Linked DNA regions of Homo sapiens: region 2 is linked to region 1. Evidence: chromatin contacts called from ENCODE Hi-C or POLR2A ChIA-PET data. All regions are on one chromosome and are shown on one strand. The core of a region is the stretch at or near the end of the contact, and the rest is flanking DNA. Distances in the headings are between cores, read along the strand shown. Region 1 holds the start of LINC00184 (long intergenic non-protein coding RNA 184). Region 2 has its middle 25 kb from the start of LINC01132.

Region 1 (7,953 bases), core at 3,889-6,388:
CTTTTGAATGGTGTCCCCACTTCCCCTTTCTGGGGACCTCAGTGGACTTCTTTTGCATTTCCTGGCTCTGTTTCACACAATGCTTAGAGCTTCAAATCCCACTTCTCTGCAGTTACTCCAAGGTTTAAGCTGTGGGAAAGTCACTCAGGCTATGTGGCGGGGGCCAGCTTTGCTTCTGCTGCTGTACTGCTGTGTCAACACACCACTTCTCTGTGCCTCTGTAAATTGATATAACAACGGCAACAACAAAACCGACTGCCAAGTCAGTATGTGATTTACAAATATGTCCAGAGACCATTCAGTATCAGTATCAGCCAGCAGATAAAGCACAGGGCTTAGAGTCAGAGAGCCTGGGGTCTTATTCCAGCTCTACCACTTTTATCAGTTGTGTGATCCTAGGCAAGTGACTTAAACCTTCTGTGTCTCAATTTCCCTATCTGTGAAAAATGGGTCTAAAGTTAGTACTTACTGCAGAGGTTGATGGGGGGATTAAATGATGTGCAAAATGCCTGGAACAGTGCATGGTCCATGGCAAGCCCTGGATTCACATTGGCTTTTATGTTACGTTAGTTCCAGACTTTGCTAAATCAGGCACTTCTAAAACCAGCCAGTTCTGCTGCTGCTGCTCATGGCCAGGCTTCAGGATCCTTAGGAACAATCTCTGCTGTTTAGCAGTCCTCCTCGTCCACCACTCCATGGAAGTAGCTGTCATCAGAGCTGCCAATGACTTCCCTGTGACCATCTCCAAGAAGTTCTTAGCGCTCTGATCCTTTCTGAGTCATCTGCCACTTTGGATATCACTCCTTGGCATCTTTTTCTCACTTTGACTCTTAAAGAAATATCCTGTACCTACTGAACTTCTTTCCCTATGTTTTTATTTTATGTGTTTGCTCTCTGCCTCCCCACATCCCCAACTCCCTACTCCACACTGGAAGTGTCAGTACTTGGCACATCGTAGATGCTCAATAAATGTTTGTGAACTGATTTGAACTGTGTCGTTGAAGTAGTTCCTCAACTCTGTCCCTTTGTATCATTTTCTTGATATTTGAGCCCTTGCTGCTCTGCCTGGAATCTCTGCTATGATGAAGCAAACCCTTCAACATCTTCTCACTTATAGTTCATCTTTTTCTCTTTTTGAGCCTTGAAATTCATTTTATTTTATTTTGTATATTTTTTGAGACAGGATCCCACTCTGTTGCCCAGGCTGGAGTACAGTGGTGCAATCATGGCTCCCTGCAGCTTCGACCTCCCAGGCTCAGGTGATCCTCCTGCCTCAGCCTCCCCGAGTAGCTGGGACTACAGGTGTGCACCAACACACCTAGCTGATTTTATGTATGTTTTGTAGAGACAGGAGTTTGTCATGTTGCCCAGGCTGGTCTTGAACTCCTGGGCTCAAGCGATCCACCTACCTCAGCCTTCCAAAGTTTTGGGGTTATAGGCATGAGCCAACACATCCAGCCTGAAATTCTTTGTAATTAAATTAACCTGTCCCAAGTTTCCAATTTTGGGAGGGAGGTATATTTTTAAAGTCTAAATTTCATTTTATTCAGGAAACAGGAATTAAGCCCCACCACACATCAAAACTACATACTATTATCCTAAAAATAACTCCTCTTGAGGCATGTAAGATGCATGTTAACAAGGGAATCATATTCTCTGAGTGGCAGAACCCAACATTTTAATATGCATTTTATGGGTGTGGTGGCACATGCGTGTAGTCCCAGCTACTCAAGAGGCCGAGGTAGGAGGATCACTTGAGCCCAAGAGTTCAAGGCTGCGGTGAACTATGATGGCACCTCTGCACTCTAGCCTGGGCAACAGAGCAACATGCTGTCTCTTAAAAAATAAAAAATAAAGTTGATTTCTTTTCTTTTTTTTCTTTTTTGAGATGGAGTCTCGCTCTTTCACCCAGGCTGGAGTGCAATGGTACAATCTTGGCTCACTGCAACCTCCGCCTCCCGAGTTCAAGCAATTCTCCTGCCTCAGCCTCCTGAGTAGCTGGGATTACAGGCATGTGTCACCACGCCTGGCTAATTTTTGTATTTTTAGTAGAGACGAGGTTTCACCATGTTGGTCAGGCTGGTCTTGAACTCCTGACGTTGTGATCCACCCGCCTCAGCCTCCCAAAGTGCTGGGATTATAGGCATGAGCCAGCACGCCCCACCCAAAATTGATTTCTTAAAGACAGTGAAGTATGATAACTGTTGGTTTGATCTTGCCCTGAAGCCGAATAAAGGTTTGACCTATGAGAATCAAGGACAATTAAAATATTAGCTTATAGCATAAAAAGAGAAGCAGACTTCCCCTTACATGCACACACATACACACACTCTCTTTCTGAAGTCAACTATACATAATTTTTAAGACATTACACATTGGATTGTTCCCACTATCACGCGATCTTGTAATGATCAGGACTGTCTTCTTTGTTACATGTAGTAGGGACCAAGATACTTTTAGGGCCTCATGAAAATGTTTGATTTTAATTTATTTTAAAATCAGGGCCGGGTGCAGTGGCACACACCTGTAATCCCAGCACTTTGGGAGGCCAAGGTGGGAGGATTGCTTGAGTCCAGGAGTTCAAGACCAGTTTGTGCAACGTGGCAAAACTGCGTCTCTACAAAAAAAAAAAAAAAAAAAAAAAATTGCGTAGTGGTGCATGCCTGTAGTCCCAACTACTTGGGAGGCTGAGGTGGGAGGATCACTTGAGCCTGGGAAGCGGAGGTCACAGTTAGTCAAGATAGCTCCACTGCCCTCCAGCCTGGGTGACAGAGTGAGACCCTATCTCAAAAAACAAATAAATAAAATCAGAACGAAAAAATATAATAATCACAAGTACATAAGAACAAATTCATATACTTTTTAATTTTATTTTTAATGAAGAAAGGAGCCCACAAAGACAAAAATACCCTCAGCATTTCCAGGCACCACAAGAGTCACAATGAGGCCCTAGTAAGGACACCAATCCAGTTGAAGTTCATGTATTCATACTGAGTACTCCTGGAAATTTTCATATTTTAAATTTATATATTGCGCAAGACTTAGTCTTTGATTTTCTAGTTTTTTCTATTTATACTAACACCTCAGAGACCTAATACATTTCATGGCCTTTGTTTACTGTCTCTATCGTAATGACTTCCAAGTCCCTCTCTTCTCTATTCTTGTGTTGGAGTTCTAATTTTGTACTTCTAAGTACCTGTTGGGTATTTCCACCTGTGTATCTCATCGCTGGCTCAGCCGACAAACACATCACTGAGCTCACCATCTTCCCCTGCTCTTCGGTTTTCTCTCTTCAATTTTCCTGTCTATTAGAGTTCCTGCTAACTCTGTAGTCATTAATGAACCAACCACAAGCTTGTCTCCTTCTTCATCCCCTTATCTGAGGACCTGATTGAGCCTCTGGTCCCATGCCCACTGCCATCCCTATTGAAGTCTCACTGCCAGTCCCTCAGCCAAGCATCCTTACTTCTCATCGAGTTCCACATGCAGACTCCTGACTGACTTCTCTGCATTCCAGCTTCCTTGTGCGATACATTCCTGACCCTCCCCGAATTGATCTTTGTACTGCTTTCATCATTTTCCTCCTCTGCTCCATAATTCCTCCGCACTTCAACCCAAACTCCTCACCCAGTTTAGAAAGCTCTGCTCACGTGGTTCCTCCCACTGTGGACAATGCATCTCCCAACACATTAACACCCACCAGAGGTGATGATTAAGGAGTCCCTTCACTCACGAACTAGACTTGCTGTCTTAGTCTTTTGTGTCTGCTCTTTCTTTCATTCATTTACTCCATTTTTGGGGTAACTACTCTGTCCCAGGCACAGACACCTTAAATGGTCCTCTATTACCTATTCCAACCCTATACAGCTTTCAAAGCTCAGGTCAACTTCCAATCCATGAAGCCCAGGTCTCCCTTCTATCACAAGTCTTTTTCCTCTGAACTCCTGGGAAGCTTAGAGACATTGTCAAACATTTAGGACTTAAACATGTGACATGAGATTTCCTGACTGTGTCACGCATGCTCTCCAGTCTGACTTGTTTGAGTTTCTGCAAAGATCTTTACAGAAGATCTATCTTCTTACCACTCAGCTGCAGCTGGCATCGAGCCCTGGCTGGACTAGTCATGCTAACCCCTTGGTTATTAATCATCGCCATGATTTTTCATGTGTTTACTATAGTATGATCCAGGCGTTGACTATACTGGGCACTTTATGAGGTTGTTATTATCCTCCGTTTTTTACAGATGAGGAAAGTGAGGCTCAGAGGGGTTAAGTGACTTCTCCAGTTTTACATAGTTTGAAAGTGGCTGACTGAGAATTTGAATATAGGTCCGACATAATTCAAATATTGTGCTCTTGACCACTTAACTAAATTAACTCTACTTTCTGATTGATTCACATATGTTGAAATCTACTCATTCTCCTCCTAGTGTCATTATGTTTGTTTATTCTCTCCTTTATATTTTTAAGGCCTGCTGGTCTATCCTTTCCAGGATCTACACTTATGCTGGACCCACTAAGCTGTCCTAGAACATCATAGTAAATGTTCACCAGATATTAATTATTTGAGTGAGAATGGTTGTGAGCATTGGGTACTCCCCCAGCCAGTACCCTTCTCTCTTGCAGTAGTATATTTTGTAGATTAAATAAAACTCAAGATAAAAAAAACAAATTAATAAATGATCAATGGAAACAGAAATTTGGAACATAAAAGTATTATTTCAAAATGAACACATTATATGTAAAAGCTCACAACCAGGAATTTCTTCAGTTGGGTTTGCAGCAATGTTATGTCACTAATACTATATTTCTCTCTGTATGGCCAAACCTGTAAAGCCTCAATATCTGATTATGGAGCACATCTAGACTGTTAAAAAGCTTTCTATAATATTAATAAAATCAAATAATAAATAAAAATTAAATTGACTAATCATAGCAATTTCATTTTGAGAATGTTTTGTAGGCTGAAGGCAAATCCTTGAGATATTTTTGCAGGAGCGTCATTGCGAAACAGAATCTGCAGTAGAACTATGTCATCTTCTGGTTCTGAGTGTGCCCTCTCATTGCTGGCAGATGGCAAGTATTTATTTGCTTGCTAGCTCTTTAGTGGAACTGGTCTTCTGTTTCCACTGTCGCCTCGTGTGACACAAACTGCCACCTATCTCCCAAGGTTCTTTCTTTGTAACAGAACCCTAGTTTTTGGCTGGACTCATTTCCCCAGTGGTAGAGGCTGCTGGCTGGTCATGTCATGAGCCCAGGTCTTCTTCTTGGGCACAACCAGATGCCATTTCTCAGCCTCCCTTGCAGTTATATGCAGCTGTGTGTTTGAGTTCTGGCCGTTAGTGAGTGGAAGTGATGTGTCCCTTCTACTCACACTTCTGTAGTCCTGGCCTACAGAAACTCACAATGGTTCTCTATACTCTTTATCTTTCCACAGCTTAATGCAGTTAAGTAACAAGATCTTGGAAGACAAGTGTTGAAGGTGAAAGAGGCACAAGATAGAAGAAACCTGGGTCCTTAGATCCTTGCTTGGAGGAAAACCACCTGCCAATCCAGAACATCATTTTGGACTTCATGTGAGTGAGAAGTAATCCTGTATCATGTTTGAGCCATTAAGCGTATTTTGATTGCTTGTTCTGATAGCTGTAAGTATCTTACTGATGTAGACATCATAAGTGAGAGACCATGTTTCCTCACCTCCCCTGCTAAGTGTAACCATGTAACTAAATTCTGGCCAATGAGATGTAAGCAGAAGTGTTTTGTGTGACTTTGAAACAGGATGCTTCAAGGAAGCTGATTTGGACGGGATGGGAAAACTTCTGTTGTCTTTTGTTCCCTTTCTTTTATAGTTCAGCACTCAGACAAAATGTCAGGAATTGCTCTGGCCATCTTGCACTTCTGTGAATGGAAACCATTTTCTAAGACAATGGGGTAGGGTGATAGAGAAGACTAGGTTTCTGATGGATGTGGAGCTGTTGGGCCCATCTGGGACTCTTAACCCCATCCACAGTGCTTTTATATTGGAGGAATCTCTTGTTTAAGCCTCTATTTTATTTCTCATAGAGACACACGTTCTTTCTATAGGAGCAAAAGTGACCATTTTAAGATTTGAATCAAGTTATGCCACTTCTTGGCTATGAATCCCTTCCTGACTTCCAGTTTACCTTAGAATTGAATTTATATTTCTACCATGGTTTATGAAGCCCTGCTTGATTTGTCTCCTGCCTACCCCAATGACCCCACCACAATTACACTGGCCTGCCTTCTGTTCTGCTGTAGTGACTGATCATTCACCTCCATGAGGCCCTACTGAAGATGTTACCTTTTCAGGGAGGTTCTCTGACCTCCCACCTACAATGGGCTCTCCCAGCTTTCGTCTGTCTCACCACCGTGTTTACTTCCTACATGGCTCTGATCACAGTCTTTAATCATCTGGTTGATGTATTTATTCATTTGTTTGTCACTATCTCCCCAACTAAAATGTAAGCTCTGTGAGGCAAAGATGGTCTCCAGTACAACGCAGTGCCTGCTGCATAGGAAGCACTCATTACATTATGAAAAATACAGCAAACATGTATGTACATTTGAATATACATAAACACTAGATGTATGTGCATGTGTACACATATATAGTTGACCTGTGACTACTGCAGGAGTTGGGGGCGCTGACCCTCCATGCAGTCGAAAATCTGACTTTTAATATAACTTGGTTTTTGGATTTATAGTGTGTGGATTTCTTTTTAAAAATCTGGCCCTGATTATAAAGAGAGAAAAAGTGGAATTAAATTTAGCCATTATTAAGAATCCAACAAATCAAATATAAGTCACAGTGAATACTAAAATTTTGAGGTGAAAAAGAAAATTAGAACTGGAGATAGACATTATAGTGCCGTCCCAGAAAATGGCAGTATCTAGCCCATGAGAGAGTTTCTTTCATATTTTTTTCATTACATGTACTAAACATAGTGATTGCTTTTTATCTTTTTAAAAAAATCTAGGCCAGTCGCGGTGGCTCACGCCTGTAATCCCAGCACTTTGGGAGGCCAAGGTGGGCAGATCACAAGGTCATGAGATCGAGACCATCCTGGCTAACACGGTGAAAACCCATCTCTACTAAAAATACAAAAAATTAGCCAGGCATGGTGTCAGGCACCTGTAGTTCCAGCTACTCAGGAGGTTAAGGCAGCACAATGGCGTGAACCCGGGAGGTGGAACTTGCAGTGAGCCGAGATCACGCCACTGCACTCCAGCCTAGACAATAGAACAAGACTCTGTCTCAAAAAAAGAGAGAGAAAAAAATATCTAAATGATTATTTGCTCTCTGTTCAAAAATCACTCAGCCAAATAGAATTTCCTGCTGAAGAAAATTATGACATAAAAATTTTAAAATTACCCCACCACTTTTTTTTGTTTGTTTTTTATCTCTGTCAGTTTGTTACCTTTATTCCTGAAAGAAGGACTCAAGACTCATGTGATACTCTAAAATAGATATTAATAGGAAATGTTCCTAGACAATGTGGGTTTGCAAGAGAAACAAAGAATTTATTGTTGACTTGATTACTAGCTCAAAGTAATCAGAAATTCCATGAAAGACACTGAAAGTTGACCTCTTTTAAAACTACTTTCAAAAGCGGAGGTTGATTTGTATTTCTTAATCAGCATCTCAGAACAATGTACATTCTTTTTGTATAGTGTCATGGGCATCTGGGACTTTGGCTTGATCAACATCCACTTCCTCCTGTGATACCAAGACCCTAGTTTTCTTTTAAAGAACCACCCCTCCCTGACTCTCAGTCTTTGTTTTCTGGTGGGGTTGACTCTTACCCCTAACCCCAGGGGTGGGGCATGTGGTCCAAGTCTGGCCAATGAGAATTTTAACCATGCTGGTGATTCAAGAATGAGTATATGTTACATGCTGAGCTTATCAGAACCAACATTGTCAGCCACAGGGGTT
Region 2 (7,953 bases), core at 3,578-6,077, 71 kb after region 1:
CCAATATCAAGATACCCTCACAGAAAGTATGTGGCCCCTAATTTTAATCCAAAGTCTTCCTCCCTCTAAATTCTACCCTTTGATGCTAGTTCTGGACCCTTCAGATATACACAAACATAAAACTCTTTAAAGAATTTAGTCAGTCTACACATTTGGACAAAAGACTCACATCTCCTTTAAAGCTTCCTCTTTCCAGGTGAAATACGCCTAGACCCTCCAGCCATTCCTTCTGCAGCATAATTTTGAATCTCTTCATCATCATAGTCACTTTTTATCAGGCCTGAGTTGGGCTCTGAGTTGACTCTGGGTTTTTCTTCAAACATGTCAGCCATGTGCCCTTGGATGGCATCTGATCAGGGGGAGTAGAGCAGGCCTCTCACCTCCTTTTCCCCTATGCAGGTGACTGCATTCACCTCCGGGGCAATTCCTCTCTTTTAACTGCAGTTGTGTTTGAGCCCACCTTTCCAGTCAGTGGCAGAAGGCTGGCCTGGAGTGACAGCCAGGTTCTGACCTGCCTGTGCCATCCTGGGGCACCAGAGTGGCCAGTAGTGCCTTAGCCACCCTTACAGAGAGTCAGCCCTTGTCAGCTCCACAAGGGATAGTCCCACTCTTACCACAGGCATGGGCCGGAGCCAGGCCCTGATCTCAGCTGGACCAAGGAGACCCCTGCCCTGGTCAGTTAGCTGTGAGGGGCCTCACTGGAAGGCCATTGAGACATGGAAGCTGACCTTGCCTTTTGGGTTGGTCATGAGAGACCAGCGAAGCCTCGTGTTAGTCCATTCTCACACTGCTCTAAAGAAATACCCGAGACTGGGTAATTTATAAAGGAAAGAGGTTTCATTGACTCACAGTTCAGCATGGCTGGGAAGGCCTCAGGAAACTGACAATCATGGCAGAAGGTGAAGAGGAAGCAGACACCTTCTTCACAAGGCAGCAGGACAGAGTGAATGGCGAAAGGGGAAGAGCCCTTTATAAAATCATCAGATCTCGTGAGAACTCACTCACTATCACGAGAACAGCACACTGCCCCCACGATCCAATCACCTCCTACCAGTTTCTGCCCTTGACACGTGGCGATCGTAGGATTACAATTCGAGATGAGATTTGGGTGGGGAACAGAGCCAAACCATATCACCTCATATCCACTGCAGATATGAAGAAGGCTCCCGGAAGCAAAGAAAAGAATCTGCAAGGCCCCACAGAGATAGAAACAGAGAAATTAACCAGCGACTTTTCACTTCCCGAAAGTCCCCACTAACCCTCTTTCAACTGGTTTCCATGAGGTTTCTCTGAAATAAATCCCCTTTTAAATTTAAGACTCTTTGTATGAATGTTGGTTCTGAACAAATAGTCCCTTGACTAAGCCCCTAAGCAAGTCTGTGAACCTTAGTTTTCCTTCTGGATACACTGAATTGAAGTATGGTGGGCTCCTCCCACTCTGCGATTCTATGTCACATCATCCCATGCTACACTTCTGTACTTGGGAGGGCTTTGAGAATAAAAGCCTAAGGGTATAACTTTATACAGAGCCCCTGGTAAATTTCAGCTTGTGTTTTGGTTAATCTTCCAAAACATCTCACATTTTGGAATATGTCTGGGGCTTTGATTAGCAAAAAGTAAATGAAAGAACAATTGAGAGTAGTGGCTTCACACATCTTCTCAGAAACCTATCAAAGGGTTGTCTCTCACATCAGATGAATTGTCCCGGAATTCTATTTATAGATGGCTTAGCAATTCATTCATTCCTCAATTTCACCAGAGGTTAGCTATAGACTGAGGGGGTGCTTTTCTAACTTCAACTGAAATATACATGAGTGGTAGGTACAAAGGTTTTGGTTGGTTACCTGAGAACCAGACACCCACATCTTGAAGGACCATGGAAGTGGACTCTGGTATGAACCCATTGTGAAAGGTCAGATACACCACACAAAGAACTGGTGAAACTCAGATTAGTCAATTTGCCATTTGTTAGCAACACAGGCATAAAGAGTTGGTGGGAAAGGATGTAGGAATTTTGGCTAAAAGAAGCTTTTGGCTTATCTTCAGATTCCAATTATGCAAGGCTATCCCCGTTCCTCATTACCACAGATAAATTAAACATCAGCTTAGAGTTCAACTTGGCAACTTGGAGAAAACAAAGAATATATCTTTGAGGCAAAATGTGGGCTGTATCTATTTGTAGTTCATATGTGCTCCAAAAAGACAGGCAAGCAGAAAGCAAGACTGCCTCTCCCAACTACAGCATTAAATAGCAAAGGCAATGGGAATGTGGGGTATTTCTTGGACACACCATGCTCTGTGGGAAACAGACACTTCTGAAGATACTGTTCAGAGAGGCTTAAGGAAAAGACAAAAAGCGGAAAAAGAAGGAGGAGGCACATGCATTCAGGTCACCTGCAGTTACCATCCACAGACAGCTTTTTGCAGTTGGTTCATCCTGGGTAACTGTCATCTCATGTGAATGAACCGTTGACGTCCATGTCCTTGTGTGTGGTCTTTGACATTAGCCAGAACAACTCCAAATCCCACGTCTGGAATATAGACACCCCTCAGCCCGTTAAGCCCCGCACTCCGCCACCCCATTCTATTAGCTTTCGTTTGACTTCATTTTCTTCCCTTCCCAGTCACTCTATTCTTTTGCTTCAACTGCTCAGCAAGTCCCATCCCTGGGTGAATCCATCGGTCTGCCTCAGTTTCTTCATTCAGAAAATGGGTATAAGTAGAGCTACCCCATGGGTTGGCATGCTGCTGAAATGAGATATGCATGTTAAGGGCATGGCTCCGGGCCTGCAAGCGGCACCCACTCAGCAAATGGCAGTTCTCTACACCCTATGATCTCTCCCTCTCTACCGTATCTTCCCTCTACTTACAAACAGGTTCTTTCTCCTACTTTTGAAAAATCCTTTAAAGCTACAGAACATCCCTCCTTCTCTTCATCACCAAACATCATGAAAGACTCGTGTGCTCACTGCCTCCTCTTCCCTCAGTGTCCACATTCCCACCACCACTGTGGTCTAATTTCAGCCCCATCATTCCCCTTCTCCACCCCCATCCTGCCTTGCCTCCTGACTCTAGTCTCTCAAATGCAAACCCTCAGTGTGATCCCCTATGCTTTCCTTATTTTTTCTCCCTATATCTAGTAGGTCACTAGATTTGGTCAATCCTGTCCCAGAAACATCACCTGGCTTTGCATTTCCACCATCTTAAAGTCAGTTCCCACCTCCCACACCGTCTCGGATCAGGACCATCATGACTTGTCTCCCTGCTCGGTCTTGGCCTCTCAGATCCATCTTCACACCCAACTCTGCTTAAAACTCTCAGGGGTCCTTCATCATCTCCAGGACAATGTCTGAACCCCTAAGCATGGCACATGGGGTCCCGCCTGTGGCCTCACACTTACCCTGCTGGGGTCCATGCACACATGAGTGCAACGCATGACTTCCACACCAGGCCCCGATCCCCTGCCACCCTCCCTCTAGCTAGACCTCCCTTGCCCTTTCACTTTGGATTACACTCCCTGTCCTCCCATAAGACCCAAATCAAGTATCGTTGCCTTGGTAAAGGCTTTCCCAACCGCCTGCTCAGGGGCCCACAGCACTTTGCTGACACTGTAACTTACCTTCGGGAATGTAGCCTCCTCCACTGCAGTAGGCTGCAGATGGTGGGGATCTTAACCAGGGTGACGGCCTCAGCACTTGGCATGGAGTCAGGCTCATAACAGGTGACCAAATACCACATGCTGTGCAATTAATAAAATGAAGGAAGATGCCGGACGCAGTGGCTCAAGCCTGTAATCCTAGCACTTTTGGAGGCTGAGGTGGGTGAATCACTTGAGGCCAGGAGTTCAAGACCAGCCTGTCCAAAATGGTGAAACCCTGTCTTTACTAAAAATATTTAAAAAATTATCCAGGTGTGGTGGTGCATGCTTGTGATCCCAGCTACTCAGGAGGCTGAGACAGAAAAATCGCTTGAACCCAGGAGGCAGAGGTTGCAGTGAGCCGGGATCGCTCCTCTACACTCCAGCCTAAGTGACAGAGTGAGTGAGACTCTGTCTCAAAAAAAAAAAAAAAAAAGAAAGAAAGAAAGAAAGAAAGAAAGAAAGAAATGGGCCAGGCATGGTGGCTCACTCCTGTAATCCTAGCACTTTGGGAGGACAAGGCAGGCAAATTGCCTGGGCTCAGGAGTTTGAGACCAGCCTGGTCAACACAGTGAAACCCCGTCTCTACTAAAATGCAAAAAAAAAAAAAAAAAAGATTAGCCAGGCATGGTGGCATGCACCTGTATTCCCAGCTATTTGGGAGGCTGAGGCAGGAGAACTGCTTGAACCAGAGAAGCGGAGGTTGCAGTGAGCCAAGATTGCGCCAGTGCACTGCACTCCAGCCTGAGTGACAGAGCGAGACTCCATCTCAAAAAAAAAAAGAGGGAAGAAATGCTTTGAGAACCGCTGAACCCAGAGGAGGCCCCATGCCTGTCCCCACAGTGATACTTCACTATAGACATGAGGGCTAGAGAAAGTCCAGAGGCTGCAAAGAAGGTCTAAGTTTGGTTCAGCTAGTGCTTCTCAGCTCACTGAATTGACAGGCTTCATGGAGAGGAAGACTTTGCCCCACATAGAGGTGAGCCACAAGTGTGCACTTATTGCCATGTCTGTTTAGGGCAGGGCCATACGGAGATAAGCATGTCAAAATAAGCCTTGAGAGTCTAGCTAAGCAAGAACTAGGACAGGTTGGAAGAGGGAGGCACAGGACAGAGAAATAGCCCATTCAGCTTTGCAGACACTCCCCTGGTGGGCTGAGCCCTGTGGCCCTAGTGGGTGGAGGTTTCCCAAGACAAATTCCACGAAGGGACTTTGGAAATCCAGAGGCCTGACCTGAAGGCAAACTGGCAAAGCAGTGCATCGCCAAACAGCAGACCTTGTGGTTTACAGCAAAGACCAAAGGGAAGCTTAGGATTTGGAGACCTTCATGGCAAGAGTAATGAAAATAAAATCTGCTCTGCTCAGAGCAGTTCGGAGAGAAACAGGCCCAGCCACATGGAACCAGAACAGATGGGCTGTACAGGAGGGATGTTCATCAGCACTGCTATGGGGGAGGGAACATGCACAGGCTTGCATGTCCCCGTCAGGGATTCTAGGTGACACTATCAACATGTGACAGCTGACACGGAGGTGGCATCAACAGAGGTTAATGGATGACTCAGAGGCATTATTTATTACTGTTATTTTTGCCCTCCCTCACAGTGGTTTATAGAAAGTGCTTTGTCAAGATTTCCAGACCCAGCCATGTACAAATGACATAAGGCAGATTCTCAGGGGAGCCCCTCTCTGACTCAGGGCTGTGAGCTAGCAGGCAGCAGGGAAGCACAAAGCGTTGACTGAGCAGCACCAAATCAAAATGGCAAATGATACTCTGGCCCCTACCACAGCAAGCAGGCAGCCTAAAGCCCAAGGGACTGGAGAGGATGGGTCAGGATGGGTCCTGTACCCATCTGCCGCAAAGGAGCAAGCATTCTTCAAGGTGACCAAACCTGGATTTGTTTAAAAATATCAGCAAGTCAGGTGCCCTAGTAATGGCAGTACATATAAATTACACTTGGAAACATTTGCCAAAGGACTGATCAATCCCATGATTTATTCAGGGTGATCTATATCAGCAAAGATGGTAGAAATTCCAGGCCATTGCACAGAAAGTTTAACATGTGTGGTAGAACTAGGATCTTTCTCTTACTAAAAGGAACGCTCTAACGAGAGTGATACTGCAGCAGTTTTTTCTTTGGATCTATCTATTTACCTACATATCTATTTATTTATCATCTATCTATTGTTGGAGACAGGGTTGGATTGGGCAAGAAGAAAAGGCATTTGCCTGGATGTGCATCAATAGATAATAACAGAAGCTTTCTAGAACCTCAGAATCTTTCCCTTTATTCATGTATTTGCATGTTCTGTTGTTTCTTTCTTTCTGCTGTGTGTGTGTGTGTGTGTGTGTGTGTTTGTGTGTGTGTGTGTGTGACAGAATCTCCCTCTGTCGCCCAGGCTGGAGTGCATTGGTGTGATCTTGGCTGACTGCAACCTCCGCCTTCCAGGTTCAAGCGATTCTCCTGCCTCAGCCTCCTGAATAGCTGAAATTACAGGCGCCTGCCACCATGCCCAGCTAATTTTAATATTTTTTAGTAGAGACGGGGGTTTGCCATGTTGGTCAGGCTGGTCTCGAACTCCTGACCTCAGGTGATCCACCTACCTCGGCCTCCCAACGTGCTGGGGTTATAGGCGTGACCTACCACGTCTGGCCTCTTTCTGCTTACTTTTGAGGCACAGGTCCTTCTTTTGGATTTAGAAACCCAAAGGGGTGAGTGATCACATTATGACTTGGATTTTTAGTTCCCTGAGTCTGAACTTGCCTACTAATATGCTATCATATGCCCAAATTATTTTTGTGCAAAGTTCATCAAGCTTCTCCAGGAACCAAGGGAACCAGAAGATGGGTTTTGTTATCGCTTACAAGCTGACCCTGGAGAAGGTCACTGAGCCACTGGGGTGTTGCTTGAGCTGTAAGTATCTCTGTGGCAAGCTCCAGAAGTCAGTGATATTCTGAGATGGGCATAAGTATCTTGAGAGGAACAAACCCATGCTGAAGTGGGGTGGGGCTCAGGACGTGCTTTCCCTTGGGCACCATGTTGTTAGACCACTTGTAGTGTGGTTGGCCATGTTTCTTTACACCCGCACAGCCTCATGATAAATAGTCACTGCTAGCAGCTACTCTGCACCATCTGGGGCCTGTAGCAGCTGGAAAAGTGATGAGGTAAGGGTGAGTGGCTAGAAGGGAGAAGGGGCCAGAGGGTGTCCAGGCTGCCAAAACCAATCTGAGACGATCATAAGCATGGCCCAGCTTCTTCTTATGAACTGAGTTTTCCTTCATTATGAGCCAAACCCAAATCGTACCCTTTGCAGAACCTACCTATCTATTTGGGGCATGAACTGCATGCACAGCTGTGCTTGTGATAAACAGGTTAGATCTGGAAGATCTCGGAAGAAAACATAATCTGGGCTGATGCAGTCCAGTGGTTTCTCAGCCAAGGGGGTTGGATAGAGGCAAGGCCAGGAGAAGAGGGAACAAAACTTGAGCTCATCGTACCAAAGGGACACAGCCTTAAGGACAGCAGTATTCCAATCACATGATAGCATTACAGGAAACAGTAAATGGAGAAGCCAATGAGAAGGCCTAGGATACTTCTTTGGAAAAACCTAACAAGGCCCTTGAGCCTCAGCCAGGATTATACAAGGCCCGTTCGCACTTGGCTGAAGACTTGACTCTGGGGAGAACTTATGATCAAACACTCCCTGGATATGTGCTCATAGGAATGATGAACATTTCTGATTCTGGAGCTACTCTGGGGCCAAGCAGAGATCCAAGATCCCTTTGGTCTAAGTAAGCAGAACAGGGGTCCTCCCAACCTCCTGGCCCTCATGTGCAGGGAGGTTGTTGTCAGCTCATGACTTCAAGTTGGCTGCACCAAGCTTCTCATGACAGTCTGGAGAGCTCGTCTCGGTGTTACAGGCAGTAGTCATCGCAGCTGGGTTATGAGAGGGTAACAGAGTCAGGGAAGAATTTAGGGCACTGGGAGGAATTAAAAGATAGGCTTCATCAGAGTCACCAGCGCTTTCCTGCTTTTAGGATATGTAATTACAATGTCTGTATTCAGTTAAAGATCCAGCTTCCTGTACTGACTCAATCCACAATAGCCCTTCCCTCTGGCTGCATTTCTATAGTACATGCATTGCCTTGAATCGTTCCTGAATATTTCCTGTACATACCACACTCTTTTCATTTTATTGTATTTCATTTTATTGACAGAGTCTTGCTCTGCCACCCAGGATTTAGTGCAGTGGCATGATCATAGCTCAGGGCAGCCTCAAACTCCTGGACTCTCATGATCCTCCCATCTCAGCCTCTT

Evidence for each region. Hi-C counts contacts between places; a loop is a spot of excess contacts on that map. ChIA-PET counts read pairs that join two places held with the same protein, here RNA polymerase II (POLR2A). Pooled maps may share reads with other maps.
Region 2: a loop to region 1 is called in a map of stomach, with 2.3 times the contacts of the local background. The contact joins the enhancer-like site here to the promoter of LINC00184 in region 1. A Hi-C loop is called at or near these places in 9 of 168 maps with a recorded cell type or tissue (Caco-2, HepG2, endothelial cell of umbilical vein and 5 more), 1 of 37 single-sample maps with no recorded cell type and 5 of 50 pooled maps. POLR2A ChIA-PET finds 5 or more read pairs at or near these places in 9 of 52 experiments (Caco-2, HepG2, IMR-90 and 5 more).

Annotation. Positions count from the first base shown.
Region 1 is chr1:234,624,173-234,632,125 of GRCh38, forward strand. LINC00184 (long intergenic non-protein coding RNA 184) reads left to right here and starts at 5,139. Exons shown (of 2, transcript NR_033927.1): 1 at 5,139-5,575.
Region 2 is chr1:234,695,209-234,703,161 of GRCh38, forward strand. No RefSeq gene overlaps it. Among named protein-coding and RNA genes, the nearest start is that of LINC01132, 25 kb to the right of the region's middle. RefSeq lists enhancers at 5,002-5,251, 5,034-5,328. Within about 2 kb of position 4,828, at least 12 of the 41 ENCODE cell types and tissues checked have a DNase peak (open chromatin) inside an H3K27ac peak, as active enhancers do; they include gastrocnemius medialis and stomach, where a contact is called at or near this core.